Linked DNA regions of Homo sapiens: region 1 is linked to region 2. A link is an interaction called in ENCODE POLR2A ChIA-PET data of the cell type or tissue named here. Cell type or tissue: Panc1. All regions are shown on one strand. Each heading gives the region's core, and the rest is flanking DNA. Links, peaks and the distances in the headings are about the cores only.

What was found. Peaks named below come from ENCODE experiments on the same cell type or tissue, not always from the same donor. Only the 100,000 strongest peaks of a DNase experiment are listed, where the experiment ranks them.
Region 1: POLR2A ChIA-PET joins it to region 2 with 6 read pairs; 5 of 35 experiments call an interaction of 5 or more read pairs at or near these places.

What each region holds. Positions count from the first base shown.
Region 1 is chr2:20,007,233-20,010,145 of GRCh38, reverse strand. The region is part of intron 1 of MATN3 (matrilin 3); the gene reads left to right. Among named protein-coding and RNA genes, the nearest start is that of MATN3, 4.0 kb to the left of the region's middle. In Panc1, for the core only: no CTCF peak of the experiment used is centred there; a DNase peak (open chromatin) is centred at 1,265.
Region 2 is chr2:20,077,127-20,080,039 of GRCh38, reverse strand. All of the region lies in intron 2 of LAPTM4A-DT (LAPTM4A divergent transcript), which reads right to left. Among named protein-coding and RNA genes, the nearest start is that of LAPTM4A-DT, 26 kb to the right of the region's middle. In Panc1, for the core only: no CTCF peak of the experiment used is centred there; no DNase peak of the experiment used is centred there.

The sequences.
Region 1 (2,913 bases), core at 312-2,811, 70 kb after region 2:
TCTTCCTAGCTCTAGATCTATGGGACTTTCCAGGAATGAAGTAAAATTCTGGAGGTTTTTTTTTTTTTTTTTTTTTTTAGTATTTGAAGAGATTTATTCTGAGACAAACATGAGTGACCATGGTCTGTGACACAGCCCTCAAGAGGTCCTGAGTACATGTGCTCAAGATGGTCAGGGTGCAGCTTGTTTTTATACAATTTAAGGAGGTATGAGACATCAATCAAATACATTTAAGAAATACATTGGTTTGGTCCTAAAAGGTGGGACAACTCAAAGCCGGTGGTGGTGAGGGGCTTCCAGGCTATAGGTAAGTTTAAATATTTTCTGGTTGATAATTGGTTGCATTTGCCTAAAGACCTGGGATCCATAGAAAGGAAATGTTCAGGTTAAGATAAAAGACTGTAAAGACCAATGTTCTTTTGAAGTCTTATAGTGGCTACCCTTAGAGACAATAGATGACAAATGTTTCCTATTCAGATCTTTTTAAAAAATTATTATTATTTTACTTTAAGTTCTGGGATACATGTGCAGAATGTGCAGGTTTGTTACATAGGGATACATGTGCGCTGGTGGTTTGCTGCACCCATCAACCCATCATCTAGGTTTTAAGCCCCACATAGATTAGGTATTTGTCCTAATGCTCTCCCTCCTCTTGCCCCCCACCCCCTGACAGGCGCTGGTGTGTGATGTTCCCCTCCCTATGTCCATGAGTTCTCATTGTTCAACTCCCACTTATGAGTGAGAACATGTGGTGTCTGGTTTTCTGTTCCTGTGTCAGTTTGCTGAGAATGACGGCTTCCAGCTTCATCCATGTCCCTGCAAAGGACATGGACTCATTCTTTTTTATGGCTGCTGGAGTTGTTTTTTTTTTTTTTAAAGAAAGAAAGAATTTTGATTCCTTTTTTTTTTTTTTGGCTTTTAGAGACTGGGTCTCATTCTATCATCCAGGCTGGAGTGCAGTGGTGTGATTGTGGCTCACTGCAGCCTTGACTCTCTAGCTTTAAGCGATCCTCCTGCCTCAGCCCCCTAAGCAGCTGGGACTACAGGTGCCTGCCACCATGCCTGGCTAATTTTTAAACTTTTTATAGAGATGAGGTCTCCCTATGTTGCCCAGGCTGGTCTAGAACTCCGGAGCTCAAGTGATCCTTCTCCCTCAGCCTCTCGAAGTGTTGGGATTACAGGCGTGAGCCACTGCGCCTGGGTTTAATTCCTTTTGACTTAACTAAATGCATGACATACAGCATATTTCAGGGCGGTGACTTAAAGTCAACAAGCAGGATGTTTACTGAATACATGAGAGAATGTTGATTTTTGTGGAGGAAAATGTTGCCTCAGAGAGAGGTAACTGGGATTCAGTAGCAAGCTCCCAGGGACTGGGAGTCAGGAAACCTGGAGTCCAATCCATGCTCTACCACTTTCTAGTTCTCACACCTCCTTGAACCTCAGGTTTCTCACCTGTAAAATGAATATAAAAACCACCTCTGCACCTCCAGCCTCACAGGTTGATGTGTTGGTACCTTGCGATTCCTAAAGTGTTACTGAAAGGAAGATTTTCTTTTTGTTAATTAAATACCTCCAAGCAGCAGGCTAAAAACAAGAAGATAATTTTCTGCTTTTAAAAGAAAACTAGACAGAGACATAAGGTAGGCTGTTCCAGGTAAGGCTTTAATTTTTTTCTATAAACTGCTTAGTCTAGGCATTAATTTTGAATCACCTTTTTTTCCTACTAAGTATTACCTTCCTAGAGTAGCATCAACTTCTGCCTCCTTATTAGGAAAGGAAAGAGCCTTGAGTGACACTTCATGCCCCAGGACCTCATTTCCATTTAGGGCTGCATGCGTGTGTTGGGTGAGAAGGGGGAATGACTTGAAAAAGAAGTTTAGGGCTGGGCACAGTGGCTCACACCTATAATCCCAGCACTCTGGGAGGCCAAGGTGGGAGGATCACCTGAGGTTGGGAGTTTGAGCCCAGCCTGGCCAACATAGTGAAACCCCGTCTCTATGAAAAATACAAAAATTAGCTGGGTGTGGTGGCGCACACCTGTAGTCCCAGCTACTCAGGAGGCTGAGGCAGGAGAACTGCTTGAACCCAGGAGGTGGTGGTTGCAGTGAGCCAAGATTGCACCACCGCACTCCAGCCTGGGTGACAGAATGAGACTCCGTCTCAAAAAAAAGAAAAAGAAGTTTAATAATTGGCTTTTTTTCTTGTCTCATCCTGACTTGTGGATTTGATTTTTGTATCGAGGAGAGAGGGTGTGCAAACAGGGGTTGGGGGAAACAGGAAAGAACAGGAAAGAATAGATGAACACTAAAATGTACTGTGATACTAAACTGTTAGGTACTTTTGTGTAGAAAAGAGATAAATTCTTTGAAGGTGGGAAATCTGGCTATCTGGTTTATATGCTTTTGTAGCTCCAGGGCTTCATACATGTAGGCCCTCAAAAAATGTTTTTGGTGAATGAATAAGTCAAAAGAGAGATGACCAAGAGAGTTAGTTGGGGCAGTAGGGTAGATACCAGATCACAATCCCTGCTTCTTACGAGACATGCTCATGAAGCTGGAAGCTCACTAAACAGATACAAGATTAAGTTGGCATCCCTCATTCTACTTTTTTTTTGAGATGATGTCTTGCTCTTATTGCCCAGGCTGGAGTGCAATGGCAGGATCTCAGCTCACTGCAACCTCCACCTCCCGGGTTTAAGCGATTCTCCTGCCTCAGCCTCCCGAGTAGCTGGGATTACAGGCACATGCCACTACGACCCGCTAATTTTTGTATTTTTAGTAGAGACAGGGTTTCACCAAGTTGGCCAGGCTGGTCTCAAACTCCTGACCTCAGGTGATCCTCCCGCCTCGGCCTCCCACAGTGTTGGGATTACCAGGCGTGAGCCACCGCGCCCGGGCCCCTCTTTCTACT
Region 2 (2,913 bases), core at 97-2,596:
CACCCCTACTCCAGTTGACAAGGGACCTCTGAAGACCCTGGGCCTGTCACTGAGGCCAGCCGACTCCTGGTTTGGCATATGGTTGGGTATGGTATCCAGCACAGACCACCCAGCACAGGCCTCGTCTGGGCTTTGCAAAATAAACACCTGGCCACATAAAGGCCAGAGCCCCTGCTAGCCTCAGACCTCCAAGGCTCCTCATGTCCCCATGGAGCCAGGCCAGGGCAGGCTGGAGGTAACCCAGTGGAGACTGGGGAAGATCAGAACCACCTTGCAAATCCAAGTGCCTATTCTTCAGTCATGGGGACAGAAGCCCCACCTCCACACCCCATTCCAGATGCCATTCTGCAGAGAGGCAAGAGAAAGGGAAGGAAAGCTGAGACCAAGCTGACGGAGGAACCCCGTTCAGAGGCTGAGCACCTATTAGCCAGAACATCATGTAGAGGATTCATTTAACCTAATGCAGCAAATGAAGTCTCTTCCACGGACTAAAAGTGTTTTGCTACTCTCTGCTCAATGGATAGCAGCTTGTTAGGAAGATCAGATCCACCCTATGCTAGATTTTAAGAGCTGTTTTCTCTGCAAGTCTGAGGTGTGGTGTAGATCAATAAGGGACTCTGTGGCAAACTGCGAAAGTATTTCAAGAAAGTCAAGAATTACAGGACCATATAGGACTTTGAGGGAACCGGGGATGCTTTAAGGATGCTTTTGAGGCTGACATTCAGGGCAACACACTTTAACATCTGCTGTAAAGTGTCCAGGAACCATGCCATATAGATCTTCTGAGTTCTCCCTACTGGGTAGTTTTTTAGCAATAAGCTGTCTCTCTGTGGCCATATGTCAGGGGACATAGGACCTGGGTACAGGGCATGATTTCAGTTGGACCACAGCTCTGAGGACAAGGGCAGCTGTGTGTGGCTACAGACCTTGTGGAGAGCTGGAAGGGTCCCACTGCCCATTACTGAAGCAGCCACCCCAATGCCCAGCCTTCTCCTTGAAATGCATCAGAAGTATTGCTTGGACCCATTTAGGTGTCTGTAGGGTTCCGTGATGAGCAGGTCTCATCCTTTTTCAAAGGGTAGCAAGGACCCCTCTCAGCCTTCTGGGCTCGAGGAAAGACCCTGGAGAAGCTACTGGTGAGCGAGAGAACTCACACATCAGTGGGAGAAAAGATACCTGGAGATCACCTGATATCTCTCCCTACAGTGATTTCTGAATTCTCTCGCTCACCAGCAGCTTCTCCTCCCAACCCTCCCTGCTCTCTTGAATTGAGGGTACTGGTTATATTCCATTTGCCACCCCTTCTTTGGCCCCATCTGCCCTGAGATGCTGAACAATCACAGGAACTTCACACCTTGGGCCACTGCAACCTGGAAGCTGAGTTAGCTCACTTTCCTCCTGACAAAATTATTCTAGACCAGGTCAGGCCTCAGACACATCACCTCCTCTGTGCCACCTTCTTCCCTCAGTAGAATTAATCATGGATCATGCTCCCTTGGTGTTTGGAGATATGGTACATTGTGTTAGTAGTTTACCTACCAAGCTCAATCTCCTCACCTCACTGCCAAGCCTTGATATGACAGGGAGCTCTTCAAAGACAGAGACCGTGTCTCACTCACTGCTCTGAGCTATGAGAAGATGGTTAATTATCTAGATTTAATTTTTATAGAACCTTTGGAAAATGTCTTGACATTTGAATATAAGCATACAGAATTTGCTTTCCTAGGAATGGTCTTGCTCCAAATCAAATAACGAAGTCACACAGCATAGGGCCAACACAGCATGGGGGGAAGTTGTTCTACATCACTCTAGCTCCCTGTGCTCCTATTTTATGCTAGGATGGACAGAACCATTGCCCAGACTGTTTTAACACTAGCCTCGGATTTCTGTTTACCTGCTTCATTCCTTCCCTGAGGCTGCTGAGTGCTCAAGGAAATAAGAAGAACAGGAGTGCTGGAGAGAAATGAGAACTGACATTTACTCGGTGTCTCTCACGTGGCAGGCATTGTGCTGGGTAATTAGTGTCTGCTCCATGCAGTGCATAAGAAGATGGTATATTGTCTACTGCTGGGTGCAACCTTCAATGTGTCAAGAACTGTGAAGGGTCTGATATTTGATCACACTTGCAATCTAGTAACTTAGCTTGCCACAGTTTCATATATACTGACAGAAGACATGAGACTCCTGGATCAGAGACAAAGGATTTATTACTCACCCCTAGCATAGCAAGCAGCATGAGCTTCATGCTTGTGTGGATTCTCCTCGCCCTGTAAGTCCCATGAGGCTAATACGAAGAGGCCCAGGTGGATGCAGTGTGTGCGTTTCACAGCTGAGAAACCTCAAGACTAGGAAGTTCCAGTTTTTTGTAATGAGCTGCAAACAAACCTCCTCAAACTTTGACCTAGAGGGAGGCAGTGTCTTTATTAGACTGGGCGGTGAACAAACTTGCTGTTCACTCCAGAGGGAGGCACTGTCTCTATAGTCCAAGGCTATTCATTGTACATACTTGAACAGATAATCCAGAACAAAAGCTGCACTCACAAGATGTGCAGAAGTATGAAAGACTAGTGAAGAATGATCTCCCAATACTATGTATGTATGTTAAATCACATCCATTAATTTTCTCAAATCTATTTTCTTTTGTGCTTGATGTATTAATATATGATGGAGGCATGCCAAATCTCTCACTATTATGGATTTCTCCCTGTAATTTTTTCATCTTTGCTTTTTGTATTTTGAAGCCATTTATTTTATTCACACTTTATTCTCATTACATTGGGCTTGGCAAAGTGTCATGCATCCGTGTATAGATCATGTTATTCTGTTGCTTTCAGAGGGAATTGGGATCCAGATTCTAATTGTCTCTCAGTTCAGAATCTGGATCAGAATCAGAAGAGGGTGGCCAATGCTGCT